Linked DNA regions of Homo sapiens: region 1 is linked to region 2. Evidence: read pairs that join two places in POLR2A ChIA-PET (ENCODE). Cell type or tissue: GM12878. All regions are shown on one strand. Each heading gives the region's core, and the rest is flanking DNA. Links, peaks and the distances in the headings are about the cores only.

Region 1 (8,225 bases), core at 1,699-5,698, 230 kb before region 2:
ACACACACATACAAATATATAGAGATATCTATATATGATTTCCTTTCATATGAAATAATAGCTGTGTGAGGGAATTACCTTTTCACATTCTAGTGCTATAGTGCTATTTTGTTTATTCACCTCCATCTTGCAAAATCTACCCATAGGAAAGCTTCTAAAGTCAAACCCCATCTTCCTATGAAATTCAGGATAACATGCGTGTCACATTGTGTCACATTGGGATGCCCTCATTTTTGTCAGTCTCTGGCAAATCCCATCTATCAGAGGAAGGCTGGTGAGGTGAGGATTAGTGTCTCTTTCTCATATTTCAAATAATGTAAAAATTATATTTAAAAAGATTCAGAGAGGTTTAATAATTTGTTGAAAATCAGACATGAAGGAAGAAGTTGGACTCAAATCTAGCTCCCAATCATTGCATGTGTTCTTTCTAGCACTTGTAAGGGTAGGCTTGATTGCAAGCTGTGGAGTGAAAGCTGTGAGATGCAGGAGAGAGTAAGGAGAAGGAGGTGCTGGAGAGGGTCAGGACATCAGGAGGCCACACCCTAGTTTACCTTCTCCTCAACACACATGATAGGGGCCTCCTTGTCCTGGCTACAGGAAGCTTGGGCATTCCCACTCCTTGAACCTGAAGCCAGTTTCTGCAAACTCAGAAGCAATTGGGAAATAGCACACCATGCCTAATCAAATAAAATTCATTTCTTTCATCTCCCCAGAGAGTTCCTCATTTAAACAAACAGGTGAGTTTCCAAAAGTATATGTGTTTGCAAGATGTTTTCAAACCTGCATGTAAATCCTTTTCTGTTTTGAGAGGGCAGGCAGAGTGGGCAATTTACAATTTTTCTTTCTACTGTTTAGCTTTAAATTTTTCTGTGCATTATCTATTCATTCATTCAACAAGTATTTATTGAATGCCTACCCAATGCTGGGCACTTAAGTGAATGCAGAGTATGGTGATAAAAAGACAAAGGTCCTGAACTCCTGCAGGTTCTATTCTTCTGTAAGAGAGAGGCAATAAACGTAGATATGACATCATCTCAGAAAGCAATAAATGTTATGAAGAAAAATAAAACAGGGTAAAAAGATAGAGTGAGGAGGTGGAGGAAGGGAGTATCTTAGGGTGGTCAGAGAAGGCTTCTTGAGGAGGTGACAGTTGCACAGAGACCTGTGGAGAAACAACATTGTAGGAAGAGAAAGAACAGTATTATGACCCTGAGACAAGAACAAGGTTAATGTATTCAGTGGCCTGCAGGAAGACCAGGGTGAGTGAGAAGGGCAGGAAGAGAAAAAGATGGAAAAATAGCCTGGGGTTACATAATTAGGATCCAGCTGTGGATTTTGGAGTATTGTTTTACAGCTGATGAGCATCCATTGGAGACTAGTGAACAGGGAAAGGACTTGGTTTGATTTACATTTATAATCTGACCTCTCTAACTTTTGTGCATGGAATAGGCATTGGGAATATAAATGTAGAAGCCTGGAGAGTGTCAGAAAGCCCATTTTGTGGTAAAATAGACAGACGATGATAGCTTCATCTAATGTTGCAGCTGTGGAGGTGATGAGAAATGATCAAACCTTAGGATTTTTTGGTAGAGACAATGGGACTTAGATCTGGATTGGCTGTCCTCTAGGAGAGGAAAAAAAGGGATCAGTGATGACTACCATGTTTTGGTCTGGGTAAGTTCATGACTGGAGATCTAGGATGGGGGCAACTGGGCCAGTAGCTGTCTTAGGAAGGGCAAAAAAGAACTCTGGCTTAACCATGTGATGTCCTCTCATCTGAATAGTAGCTTTCCAAACCATATGGGAAATATAGAATTACTTTTGTTTTATAAAAGAAAACAGGGAAATTAAATTACTTAAACCCGCATGACAACACTGATAGAACCAGGATGTAGACCCAAGAATCCTAGGTCTCGGCTACTGAGCTTTCCTTATAACTGGTCAGTGAATCCCTTTGAACAACCTGGCACTTTTTTCCTCGTTGGGTTTGTGAAGAGGTCAGGATTTATTTATTTATTTTTTTAATATAACGGTGATTTTCAAAAGGGGTTTCCCCTACATTCTGCCCTGCTGCCATGAGACGCAGGGGCCTTTGGGTGGCTCTTACCCCCAGAGCCTGCGAAGTTCACCCTGGGAATGAGTGCCATGTCTGAAGAAAGATGGAGTGTGACGGCTGCTTAGAAAGCATACTGTTTCTCCTGGGATAGAAACGTAGAAGAGCTGTTGGGGATTGTTAGCTCAGGGAAAGAAAAAGTCAGACTCTCAGCACATGGTAGATTATTTATGTTTGAGATTAACAGGCTAATAACTCAGCAAACAGGATTAAATTGGAAAACATCTCATCAAAACATCTGCAGTACCATGGGGTAGGGGGTGCTGATGAGAACTCCTCTTGATTTATTCCTTCTAGCCAACACTTGTTAGCTCCTACTATGTGCCAGGAACCATATCAGGAGCTCAGGGAGAGAAAAAGCCTCTGCTCACATCTTGAGGCAGTAGGTGAGGGGAGCCCTTCCCACTCTCAACAAAGTCCCTCATTCTTTCCTAAAACAGCCTGTTGACACAACTTTGGGTATTAGTGGAGTTGCGTTTTTTTTTTTTCTCTTTCTTCGTTCTTTTCTTTTTTTTTTTCTCCACTTTGCTTTTTTCCCATCTCCCAGAGCTGTTTAAAACCCTACACTTGTCCAAGAAAGAAAAGAAAAAGTGCAAATAGCAACTTACATTTAGTCCCTTCCACTTGGATCTGAGCTAGTTAAGTTTGGTGTTTGTGTAGAAACTTTCATGTGTCTTCCACAGAGAGTAATGAATTTTTCCTAGCTAAGGGGAAACTGAGGTACCCCATCCCAAAGATGAGCCCCTCTCTGTTTTTCACTTGCCTGATTTCTTGACTGCTGTGAAAACCTCACTGTTATCACCACCAGTCCCCATGCTTAAGCATTCATATTACCATATTATCCTATTACCATATTGTCCACAAGAGGTATGAGAAAGAACACTGGGTCCAGAGACCCAGGAGTTGATTGTGAATCTGTTACTGTCATCTCCCAAGCATAAAGCTTTATACATCAGTAATAGGACATTCTGCTTACATTATGTAATTGTTAGACCTAATTAAACGATGAATGGGAAAGGCCTTTTTTTTTTTTTTTTTTTTTTTTTTTTTTTGGCTCATGCCAGAACTGCCTCAAAACCCCATCAACACACACACACACTCACACAGAGAGACTTTTTAGGAACAATTGGAAATAACTCTACTGGCCACAGGACAACTATTAGGCCATGGAGGCAGGCACATTCCCATGTAGCCTAGCTTGGAAAGAGCAGTTTTGCAAGGACTTTGGAGCAAAGCTTCCACTGTTGCCTTCCAGAATCACCATTCTCCTAGACTAGCATTGTGCAGAATTAAAAAAAAAAAAAAAACTTTTGATGAAATCTTTTCCCTTAACATTGTCTATAGCTTTGATCAAGCAAATGGCAAAGATTATTCAAGTTAGCAGTTGAATCTGTTGTTCCTGATTGTGTGTTTGTTTAATTCTTGTGTGGCCAGAAAGATGCACATGATAAAGACCCTGTAGTGCCTCCATCATGCTTCAAAAGTATGTTCTGACCAATCTACATAGGTTCACAAGAAAACCCTTATCTCTGTAGAGAAGTTCACATTCTTTTACTAGTTTCAGCTTACTGACTGAAAGCTAGAGCCAAGCCAGAATCTCTGTTTCACTTGTGTGTGATCATCTTTCCTCCATTCTCATGCCTCACTACACACACAACCCTAATCTCACATCCTGACCATTCTTTCTGCTACCCCCAGGAGATAGGAGTGAGGCCCTGCCATGTGTTCCACAGCTCTTGCATTAGCCTATGCTGTAGCCTTATTATACTTCATTCTGCCTTCTGGATTCTTGACCATTTCCTCCATCTGAATGTGAGCTCTTGGATGGGAGCAATATATATATATATATGCATTTTTTTTTTGAGGCGGAGTCTCACTCTGTCCCCCAGTCTGGAGTGCAGTGGCACAATCTCAGCTCACTGCAAGCTCCGCCTTCTGGGTTCACGCCATTCTCCTGCCTCAGCCTGCCGAGTAGCTGGGACTACAGGCGCCCACCACTACGCCCAGCTAATTTTTTGTATTTTTAGTAGAGACGGGTTTTCACCATGTTAGCCAGGATAGTTTCGATCTCCTGACTTCGTGATCCTCCTGCCTTGGCCTCCCAAAGTGCTGGGATTACAGGTGTGAGCCACCGCGCCCGGCCAGCAATTGTCTCTTATTGACAGTTATACCCCTAGCCTACTGCACAGGCTTAATATGTAGTAGGCATTCAAACAACGTGTTGAGTAAACAAATCAATATTTGAATAAATGAAACTACAGCTATTTGTTGTCCAAGGTTTCCAATATCCTTTTAAATGTATTATCTCACTTAAGACTTGTGACCATAGTATAGAATAGATATTTTGTTTTGTTTTGTTTTTCTGAGACAAAGTCTCACTCTGTCGCCCAGGCTGGAGTACAGTGGCATGATCTCGGCTTACTGCAACCTCAACCTTTGCATCCTGGGTTCAAGTGATTCTCCTGCCTCAGCCTCCTTAGTAACTGGGACTACAGGCATGCACCCCCATGCTTGGCTAACTTTTGTACTTTTAGTAGAGACAGGGTTTCACCATGTTGGCCATGCTGGTCTTGAACTCCTGACTTCAAGTGATCCACCTGCCTCGGCCTCCCAAAGTGCTGGGATTACAGGTGTGAGCCATCACATTGCCCGGCCTAGAATAGATATATTCCCATTTTAGAGATGTGAGACTTAGAGTTTAGAGAGCTCAAGTGACTCACTTAAGGTCACTGTTAATGGTGATGATTGCTGTATACAAAATTACCCCAAAGCTTTGTGGTTAAAAGCAACAACCTTTTCCTTTGGCCCACAGTTTTGTGGGTCAGGAATTCGTAAAGGGCTTGGCTGGGCAGTTCTTGCTTCGGGGTGTCTCATATAGTTGTAGCCAAACACCAGGTGGGGCTGTAGTCATCTGAAGGCTCAACTGAGCTGGACATCAAAAATGGCCCCCTCACATGGCTGGAAATGGGTGCAGTTGTTGGCTAAGAGCTCCAATGGGGATGTTGACTGGTGTGCCTACATGTGGGCTCTCCAAAATGCTAATCTCTGAGTAGTCAGGTTTCTTGGATAGTGACTGGTTTCTGTCCCAGGAGAACTAAGTGACATTGCATGGCCTTTTCTGACCTGGCCATGCAAGATACATAGCCTCAATTCTGTCATTTTCTTTTAGTCAAAGCAGTAACAAGCCCTCCCAGATTCAAGTATTGAAGATCCTGTATCTCAGTAAGAAGTATGTCAAGAATTTCAGGGCTATGTATAAAGCTACCACAGTAACACAGAATTAAAAAACAAAACAAAACAACAAAAAAGCCTCAAACTTAGGTTTTCTGACTCTAATTCAATAATTTTTTGCTATTCCATGATTGATATATAACATGAATTTTGAATATACAAAACAATTCAGAGCTAATGCAGTGTATCAATGAGGGCCTCAGTTCTCCAGACAGCTGCAGGAAGAATTGTTATGCTAAAAACACAATTTCTGATAAATTATTGAATTGTCTGTGTTCTAATTTCATGCCTGAAATGCAGAGGAGAAGTGAGGATACTCATCCCTCTGGGATTACTGCTCTGCCCGTAAGTCTGACCAACAATAAGAGTGTCATTCGATAATGAGTTATATTAGACTAAAACACACATCTTAGTCACACATTTGACTAGGGACACAAAGCTGGCCTTAATCTGATAAATCCCATAGACTTTTTTTTTAAAAAAAAAAAAGACTAATGTTCATTAAAAAGAGTTTCTAAAATTCCCCAAAGTATAAACAAAAATGAAAATGTTCTGTACCTCATCCTCCAAAAACTACTAACATATAAATTTTGCCCTATTTTTTTCAAGCTTTACTTATATTTTTCTACATGCAACTTAAAAATGATCTTTATTAAAGTATAACTTGTTTACAAGAAATCACATCCATTTAGAGTATGCAATTCAATGAGTTTTGAAAGATGTATACACCAGTGACCATTTCCTTCACCCCCAAAAGATTCCTGACGACCTTTTACAGTACATCCTTCTTTCTACCTACAATATCAGACAACCACAGATCTGCTTTTTGTTACTATAGATTAGATTTGTCTTTTCTGGAATTTCATTTAAATGGACTCACACAGTATGTAGTTTTTGTGTCTGACATCTTCCATTCAGCATAAAGACTTTGAAATTTCTTCCTTTATTTACACCTGTCAGTAGATCCTTTTTTTTTTGTTTTGTTTTGTTTTGTTTTTTGAGACGAAGTTTTGCTCTTGTTGCCCAGGCTGGAGCGCAATGGTGCGATCTCGGCTCACTGCAACCTCCACCTCCTGTGTTCAAGCGATTCTCCTGCATCAGCCTCCCTAGTAGCTAGGATTACAGGCACCTGCCACCATGCCTGGCTAATTTTTGTATATTTAGTGGAGACGGGGTTTAACCATGTTGACCAGGCTGGTCTTGAACTTCTGACCTCAGGTGATCCACCCTGCTTGGCCTCCCAATGTGCTGGGATTGCAGGTGTGAGCCACCACGCCTGGCCTAAATATGCTGTATTTTATCTGCCAACCAGTTGGTGGATATTTGGGTTGGTTGCAGCTTATTGCTACTGTGGATAAAACTGCTGTGAACTTTCATGCAGAAGTCTTTATGTGAACATATATGGTTTTGTTTCTCTTGTGTAACTAGGAATGGGATATCTGGGTTATTTGGTTGTTGTAGAATTAACATTTTGAGAAATAGGGTTTTTTTCCAAAGTGGATACATGATGCATGTTTTCATCTGCAGTAAATGAGAGTTTCACTTGCTTCAAAACCTTGTCAAGACTGGTAAGACTGATCTTTTTAAAATTTAGCCATTCTAATTGTTGTGCAGTTGTATCTCATTGTGATATAATTTATGTCTCCCTGATGACTAAAGAGGTTGAGGATCTTTTCATGTACTTATCAGCATTCATATATTTTTAGGTATTTCTTCAAATCTTTTCCATTTTGTATTTGCTTATCTCCTTGTATTGTTGTAAGAGTCTTTATAAACATACTTTGTCAGATATATGTATTATATGTATTACAGTTATTTTCCCCGATTATGTAGCTTGTCTTTCCTTTTCTTAGTGGTGTCTTTTGAAGAAGAAGATCTTTCATTTTTCTAAACTCCAGTTTCTCAATTTTTTTCTTTTATGATTTATGCATTTTGTTTTCTATCTATGACCTTTGCCTACCCCAAGGTCAAAACAATGTTTCTCCTGTTTTCTCCTAGAAAGCTTATAGATTTATCTTTTACATTTACTTCTGTAATCCATTTTGAGTTAATATGTGTATATGGTATGAACTATGGGCTTTTGTTCATTCCTTTTAGCATATGGCTCTCCAGTTGTTCCAGCACCATTTATTGAAAAGACGTTCCTTTGACAACTACATCAAAAATCAATTGTATATACTTCTGAACACTCTATTCTGTTTCACTGATTTATATTCCTATCCTTTAGCCAATACAACACTGTCTTGTTTACTACAGCTTTATAATAGATCTTAAAAACAAGCAGTGTTAAGTCTACCAACTTTGTTCTTCTATAAAATTACTTAGCTATTGTGGATTACTTGCACTTTCATATAAATTTTAGAATTACCTTGTCAATTTCTACCAAAACAAAAAAAAAAACCTTGTTGGGATTATAACTTGTATTTCATTTACTCAATATTAAATTTATGGGGAGAAAGCATCTTAACAATATTGAGTATTACAATCTGCAAACATGGTATATTTGTTTATTTAGATTTTCTTTATCTTGACAGTGTTACATTGTTTTCATTGAAGATATATTGCATACCTTTTCTTAAACATATTACTAAGTATTTGAGAGTTTTTTCTACACTATTGTAAATAGAATTATTTTTGAATTTTTTTTTTAGCTTTTGCTGCCAGTATGTAGAAATACAATTAACTTTTGTATATTTACCATTTATATTTCAATCATGCTAAAGTAATTTATTCTAATAGTTGTTTTGTATATTCTTTGTGCTTACTTTTATAAATAATTATGTCATCTTTAAAAAATACAGTTTCATTCCTTCCTTTCAAACTTTAAGCTTTTTCTTTTTCTTGCTTTATTGAAATGGCTAAAGCAAGGGTGTCTATATAT
Region 2 (8,225 bases), core at 1,642-5,641:
CTCAGAGCTTCCAGCAACCAGCTCCCAGCCACCCCACCCACTCTCACCAGCCAGGTCAACAATTCATCAGCCCTCAAACCACAGTACTGTAAATGCTGGTATATAAGACTGGCATCTACACCTTAAAACCGTTCCTAAGCTAAGACTCTGTCAATTTGGGCATGACTTTCTCACACATGAAGGTTACTTTCTCAACTAATTTATTTTAAATAGCAACTGCTTGAGAAAGAGACGTTAGACTGAATCAAGAATTATATGTGAAGAATTGCAATAAAGTAGTTTTACTGAAACAAAAGAGTGAGCAAGAACAGTATTTCTAAATTTATTTATTATAAATAAGTGATTTTAAATATTATATAGATATCACTATTACTAAAGTAGTAAATGAAATACTATAATTAGATATGAGACTGGTTCACTTATATTTCTAAGCAAAGTTTATGTATTCAGGCATATCAGATAACTTAAAATTTTAGGAAAATGTGCAGTAGTCTGTCATATTCAGGACCTCATGCAGGGGACTTGCTATATATGCTAAACACTACAGGGTTTTCCATCTTAGCAGTTATAGTAGGTAATAGCTTATATACCTTGAATATTTCCAATGCAATCAGCTCTAAATGCTTTGTTTGTATCAATTCATTTCATCCTCACAACAATCCCATAAGGATGATGGTATTGTTATTCCTATTTTGCAGTCTAGCTCCAGAGACTGTACTTTAAAAACATATATGTAATTTTTATCATGGAACATGTCAAACATAAAAGAAAGTGGAAAGATAGTAAAATGGATGACCAAGTGCCCATCACTCAGCAGAAATCAACTCACTTCGTGGACTAGAGGCCAAATGTTAAGTTCATCAAGTGACTCTGACTCATCAAAGCCCATTGTCATAGAGCCTGCCTGCATCTGTATTCTGACCCTATACTCCCAGCGATGGGACTTTGTGCACACCCATGTGCTTCTTTAGGCCCCCATTTCCTCATCTATAAAGTGGGGGTAACGTAGTTGCTGCTTTACACAGTTGGGCTAAGATAACTAGCATATGCTAAGTGCCTAGCTCACTGCTTGACACATAGTAAACACTTGATAAACATATGATCCAATTAGTGTTCATCTTCCTCACTCTAATGAAAGCTGAAAAAGAGCAACAGTGACAGAATACCACCAAACACAAACCCAGGCAGGTATTCAGAAAATATCTGTTGAGTAAACAAAAGCGAAATATCTTCTGCTTTAGCCTGAAAGCTCCACCACATATGCCCGATTTTCTTTCAGCAGAGAATTTTTCCTGCCCAAGTTAATAGTTAGCACTACTCAAAACCTTTTAAAATATAAACAGTCTTTAAGAGAAATTGTATACTAATGCAAATATCAAGGTACATCTGGCTACTGCTAGCAAAATACACTGAACAATGAATACATTAGATACATCAGCACCAGGCATTTGGGCTCTAAGAACTTTTGCTTTGATGACTCCTGGAGGCCCTGGAATTACTTCTAGATGAACTAGAATTGCCTTGTTGATGTGAAGCCTAACAGAGAGCTTAATTCTTCCTATGCTAACCTTGAGGCCGCTGAGACCAAATGGAATTTCAGACCAAGCATAGGAGTAAAATCACCAATAAGATCAATGATACATTTTCTTTCTGTGAGCAGCTGCCTCAGGCGGTGCTGAGTTCATATACCCCCGCTCCACCCCCCTGCCACTTACCAGCCTGGAAAAGGTCACTTCTCTTCTTGGAGCTGAATGAGATAATATTAGAAGCTTCTTTCCACCCTGGGGAGCTTTAAACATGCTAACTTCTGTTACCTTGTCGACCTTATCAGCAGTGCCATGAATACATTTTCATCTTTCAAACAAGAAAACAAGCTCAGAGAGATTCAGTGACTTACTCAGAGTCACACAGCTTTGACAGGGGACTTTCGAAAGCTTAAGTGTCAAAAGATCATTTTACAGCTATGTACTTGGATGTCATTTATTTAAACGTGGTTAGGGGGCAAAGAATGAAATTCACTTGGGTTTTGTGCATGGACCTGAGATATCTACAATGGTGGGGAAATGGGTTCTCTTGATTATATCATAAAATAACCAGAAGATTTCCTTTAACTACCATGTTGAGCTATTGCTAGCAATTTGAAATTTTTATGTGAGTGCCAGGCAGCCGATCATCTGCGTGGCAGGTGCAGTTAGGAATATGGAATAAGAAAGGAGTTTATTTATAAATGGCCAGATGAATCCCCAAAATGAACTTGTCAGTCAACCCAAGGAATGTAACTATGAAGGAATAGGAAATTAATGATTGTCCCCTTTGGCATAGACAGGCTCTCCAATACCAGGCGTATGATTTGCTGACTGTCAGCACATTTCTCGCTCCCCCTGCCTGGTTGCCAGTTATTTCTGTCAATACAAACTCAGTTCAATACCTCTGAAATGTTGATCAATAAACTCAGCACTTGCTGGTTGAAATGAGCTTTAGCATTATCTGGAAAAATAAGGAGGAGAGAATTAGTTTCCTTTTCCTCCCTCCTCTCTTTCTTTCTTCCTTTCTTTCCTAAACTTTCTTATTTTTCATTTTTTTGAGACAGTCTTGCTTTGTTGCCTAGGCTGGAGAGCAGTGGCAAGATTATAGCTCACTGCAGCTGCCAAGTCCTAAGCTCAAGTGATCCTCCTACCCCAGCCTTCCAAGTATCTGGGACTACAGGCATGTGCCACCACATCTGGCTAATTTTCTTATTTGTGTGTGTGTGTGTGTGTGTGTGTGTGTGTGTGTGTGTGTGTGTGTGTGTAGAGACAAGGTCTTGCTATGTTGCCCAGGCTGGTCTTAAACTCCTTGGCTCAAGTGATCCTTCTGCCTCGGCCTCACAAAGTGCTAGGATTACAGGCATGAGCCACCACTGCACCAGGCGCTAAACATTTATTATACCAGGCACACATGAAAACCAGTTCTAATTCCTGAGGATGCACAAAAAAAAAATGAGAATCATCAACCTGGTGAGCAAACACACAGCATACTCCTATGCAGTGGGATTGGCCTCATTAGAGATGGACCCGGAAGCCAGGGAGGTGAACAGGCCAGCGGCAGCAATTTCACTGCTGTGCCTGTGTTGAAGGGAGGGCTTCTAACTTCATGGAGGAGGTGATAATTCAGCTGGGCCCTGAGACATGAATAAAAGTCCACCAAATAGGCATATGAGAGGAAGGCCACATCCACATATCCAGAGAGATAGTGGTGAGACATGGCAGTTCCCTGCTCCCTCTTGCCTTCTTTTTTCCTCTTCTTTTTTTTCTTTTGCTTCCTTCTCTTCCTCAAGAATGAGCCTCCAGCCCAAGCAGAATGGCTCACATCTGTAATCCCAGCACTTTGGGAGGCCAAGTCTGGTGGATCAGTTGAGGCCAGGAGTTCAAGACCAGCCTGGCCAAAATGGCAAAACCCTGTCTCTACTAAAAATACAAAAATTAAGGGTGTTTTAAAGGAATGAGACTAAATCCTTTTCAGGGACGTGGATGGAGCTGGAAGCCATTATCCTTAGCAAACTAACACAGGAACAGAAAACCAAACACCTCATATTCTCACATATAAGTGGGAGCTGAACAATGAGAACACATGGACACAGGGAGAGGAACAACACTGGGACCTTGAGGGGGGATTGTGGGGAGGGAGAGCATCAGGATAAATAGCTAATACAATCGGGGCTTAATACCTAGGTGATGGGTTGATAGGTGCAGCAAACCACCATGACACACATTTACCTATGTAACAAACCTACATGTCCTGCACATGTATTCCAGAACTTATTTTTTTTTTTAATTACAAAAATTAGCTGGGTGTGGTGGCGCGTGCCTGTAATTCTAGCTACTCAGAAGGCTGAGGCATGAGACTTGCTTGAACCTGGGAGGTGGAGGTTGCAGTGAGCCGAGATTGCACCACTGCATTCCAGCCTGGGTGACAGAGCAAGACTCTGTCTCAAAAACAAACAAACAAACAAAAGAAAGAACCTCTGGAGAAGGCTTACTATCACTTTTAGAGCAAGAGTGATAAAAATATGAATAATATCATAATATATAGTTTCATATCAAATGAGAATATTTATTGAGCATCTACACTGTTTCAATAAAACCATCAGAAGATCCACCAGAAAACAATATGTTGTCACTGCCTGTATGTACACTGCTGTATCTGGCATGCCTACACAAAGTAGTCATGAATGAATACATTTGATTTTTGGTTTTTTTTCTTGAGACAAGGTCTCATTGTGTCACTCAGGCTGGAGTGCAGTGGTATGAGCAATGGGTCACTGCAGCCTTGACCCTCCCAGGATCAAGCGATCCTCCCACCTCAGCCTCCCAATCTGTTGAGATTGTAGCCATGAGCCACCCACCATGCCAGGTCTAATGAATACATTTATTTTAGATTGAGGGTCAGACACTTTATATAAGTTACTGCTGATCTTATGATATATGAAAAATATATATTATCAATACGAAATTTTACCTGAATGAATCGATCAGATTTATCCTTTAAGATGTAAATCACATTGGGGCTGGGCACAGTGGCTCACGCCTGTTATCCCAGCATTTTGAGAAACCGAGGTAGGTGGATCCCTTGAGCTCAGGAGTTCGAGACCAGCCTGGGCAACATGGTGAAACCTCATCTCTAAAAAAAATATAAAACTTAGCTGGATGTGGTGGTACGGGCCTGTAGTCCCAGCTTCTTGGGAGGCTGAGGTGGGAGGATCACCTGAGCCCAGGAGATAGAAGCTGCAGTGAGCCAAGATCATGCCATTGCACTCCACCCTGGGTGGCAGAGTGAGACCCTGTCTCAAAAAAATCGAAACAACAACAATACAAAGTAAATTACATCATTGCAGTCTTTGCTCAAAACTCCTTAACACTTGTGCATTGTGTATCTCTTGGCCTATAGTAAAACTCAAAATTCTTACTGTCACCTCTGAGACTATCTGTGACCTGGCCCCTGCTGGTTCTTGAAGGGCCACCCCCATCCCTGCCCCTGGGCCTTTGCACCTGCTGCTCTCTCTGCTTGTAACACGTTTTTTTCCTAGGCTGGTTGTTTCCAGAATTCCCTTTCTCCCTCTGTCCAAAAGCCTCTCCTCGGGGGATCCTGCACCCCTCCCATCCTAAACAGCTTGTCCCTTCTCCCCAGGCATCTCCATCTCAGTCCCTGAGTCCCTGACTTCTTTTCTTTCACTTACCCTGCTCTGACTTTATACGATGTGCTTGCATGTATTTCTATGTGTGTTTATGTCTGTCTCCCCTGGCTGTCTCACCTAGCTAGTACTCAGCCATTGTTGAATTTGCCATGTAAGTTTATTTATATGCTTTTCCAAATTTAATCTATCCAACAACCTTATGAAATAGGCATAATGTCCCTATATTCAAATAAGGAACTTAGCACATTATTCACAATAACATCGACAGCAGAAATTTATTGAGCACTTGTTTCACATCAGACACTGTGCTAATCACTGCATTCGTATTCCCATTTGATTATGTCCATGAGCCTACACCATGATGATCTTATCAAGAAGGCCATCCCTGACCTCCTTACTAAATCAGCATGCCCCACCACAGCTCCCCCAAGCTCCCATCATGTTAATATTTAACTCTTAAACCACATAAGTCTTTAATCCTTGTTCATTGGTTTGTTATCTGTCTCCCCTGCATGAGAGGGAAAGGACTCTCTTTAATACTCTGCTGCCTTTGCTGCACCTAGAGCAGTACCTATCATGTAATAGATGCTCAATAAAAAAAATATTCTTTTATTTCTGAAATGCCAAGTTCTATCCCCACTAAAAAACAAAACAAAACAACAACAAAAAGCAAGTCGGGCATAGTAGGTCACACCTGTAATCTCAGCACTTAGGGAAGGCTGAGTGGGAGGATCACTTGAAGCCAGGACTTCAAGACCAGCCTGGACAACATAGTAAAACCCATCTCAACAACAACAACATTAGCCAGGTGTAGTGGCACATGCCTGTAGTCCCAGCTATTCCAGAGGCCGAGGTAGGAGGATTGCTTGAAACTAAGAAATAGAGCCTTCAGTGTGTGATCGCACCACTGCAGTGAAACCTGGGCAACGGAGCAAGACCCTGTTTCAAGAAAAAGAAAAGAAAGAAAGAAAAAAGAAACAATTGCAGGAGGAATCAGTCTTCCCACATTGCTTGGGCAGTCTGCCTTTGAGGTACTTAACAGACCAGCACTGTCTCTACCAATTCCTTCCCCACACTATTTCTTTTCCCACTGGCAAGGCAGGCAGGCCAATTAGTGGCCTTGTCTAAAATGAAACTGACAGAGCAAACCAGACCTGTGGACAGATAATAGCATGTTTCCTGGGACTGTAGATCTGTCTGACAGTGGGTCTATGGCCAGCACTAGGCTTTTTTGCTGCCTGATGTTGTAGGTCCTCACAGACTCTTAAGAAGTAGAGGCAAGAGGATCAGTCCTGAGGTCTTCTCCCCAACCTTCTCTAAATAGTAGCACAGAAAGCCCACCTGCCCCTTTGACATAAAGAAAAGACTATTTTTTTCATATTTTCCTGCATAAACCTAAACCTGGTGATAACACCTGGCATTCAATAGGTATTTGCTAAATGATTGAATGAATGAATGAGTGAGTAAATGAATGGATGGACATGCTTTGAAATGAATGAGCAAACAGCCTTATTGAACATACAGAAATTGAGGCTCTGAAAAGAGAAGTAATATGGGCTGAACTGTGTCACCTCACAATTTGTGTGTTAAGTCCTAACCCCTAGTACCTCAGAAAGTGACTATTTAGAGATAAGAGGTTTTTTTTTGTTTGTTTGTTTTGTTTTGTTTTGTTTGAGATGGAGTTTTGCTCTGTCACCCAGGCTGGAGTGCAGTGGCATGATCTTGGCCCACTGCAACCTCTGCGTCTGGGGTTCAAGAGATTCCCCTGCCTCAGCCTCCCAAGTAGCTGGGATTACAGGTGCATGCCACCTCGCCTGGCTAATTTTTGTATTTTTAGTAGAGACGAGGTTTTGCCATGTTGGCCAGGCTGGCCTCCAACTCTTGACCTCAGGTGATCCACCCACCTCAGCTTCCCAAAGTGCTGGGATTATAGGCATGAGCCACTGTGCTCCGTGCTCCGTTGAGATAAGGTCTTTTTTTATTGATACATAGTATTTATACTTATTCATGGGGTACCTTTAATATTTTGTTACATGTAAAGGATGTGGAATGATCAAGTCAGGGTATTTATTATATCCATCACCTTGAGTAATTTTCATTTGTATGTGTTGGGACATTTCCAGTCTTCTCTTCTAGCTAATTGAACATGAGACTTTATTCCTTCTATATATTTATACCCATTAACTAACCTCTCTTCACCCATGACCATACACACACCCTTTCCAGCCTCTGGTGGAAATAAGGTCATTAAAGAGGCAATTAAGGTTAAATGTGGTGGTCTCTAATCCCATATGACTGTTGTCCTTATAAAAAGGGGAAATTTGTGAAACCCTGTCTCTACTAAAAATACAAAAAATTAGCCGGGCACAGTGGCGGGCGCCTGTAATCCCAGCTACTCAGGAGGCTGAGGCAGGAGAATGGCATGAACCCAGGAGGCGGAGCTTGCAGTGAGCCAAGATAGCGCCACTGCAGTCTGGCCTGGGTGAAAGAGTGCGACTCCGTCTCAAAAAAAAAAAAAAGTGGGTGGGGGGGGGGCGGATATTTGGAGATTGACATGCACACAGGGAGAATGTCATACAGACATCAAGGCAGAGATCAGAGTGATGTGTCTACAAGCCAAAAACGCCAAAGATGGCTAGCAAACTACCAGAAGAGGAGGTTTTGTTTGAGATGGAGTTTTGCTCTGTCACCCAGGCTGGAGTGCAGTGGCACGATCTTGGCCCACTGCAACCTCTGCGTCTGGGGTTCAAGAGATTCCCCAGAGGAATCAAGAGATTCCTCTGGTATTCAAAGAGGAATACCATGGGCTGGTATTCCTAAAAGAAGAGATTAACACATAGGCACAGAGGAAAGACCATGTGAAGACAAAGGGAAAAGAAAAATCTACAGGCCAAGGAGTGAGACCTCAGATTACAGCCAACTCTACTGATGTCTTAATTTTGGACTTCTAGCCTCCACCCAGCCTATGGTATTCTGCTAAGGCAGCCCTAACAAACTATCACAGGAAGTGACTATCCAAGTCCTCTCACACTAGCAGCAGAGAAGGACTTGA

The links. ChIA-PET counts read pairs that join two places held together with the same protein. Peaks named below come from ENCODE experiments on the same cell type or tissue, not always from the same donor. Only the 100,000 strongest peaks of a DNase experiment are listed, where the experiment ranks them.
Region 1: POLR2A ChIA-PET joins it to region 2 with 7 read pairs; 2 of 35 experiments call an interaction of 5 or more read pairs at or near these places.

Annotation. Positions count from the first base shown.
Region 1 is chr9:117,111,775-117,119,999 of GRCh38, reverse strand. All of the region lies in intron 4 of ASTN2 (astrotactin 2), which reads left to right. Among named protein-coding and RNA genes, the nearest start is that of SNORA70C, 65 kb to the left of the region's middle. RefSeq lists a silencer at 6,368-6,544. In GM12878, for the core only: no CTCF peak of the experiment used is centred there; a DNase peak (open chromatin) is centred at 3,719.
Region 2 is chr9:116,884,287-116,892,511 of GRCh38, reverse strand. All of the region lies in intron 10 of ASTN2 (astrotactin 2), which reads left to right. Among named protein-coding and RNA genes, the nearest start is that of TRIM32, 200 kb to the right of the region's middle. In GM12878, for the core only: no CTCF peak of the experiment used is centred there; no DNase peak of the experiment used is centred there.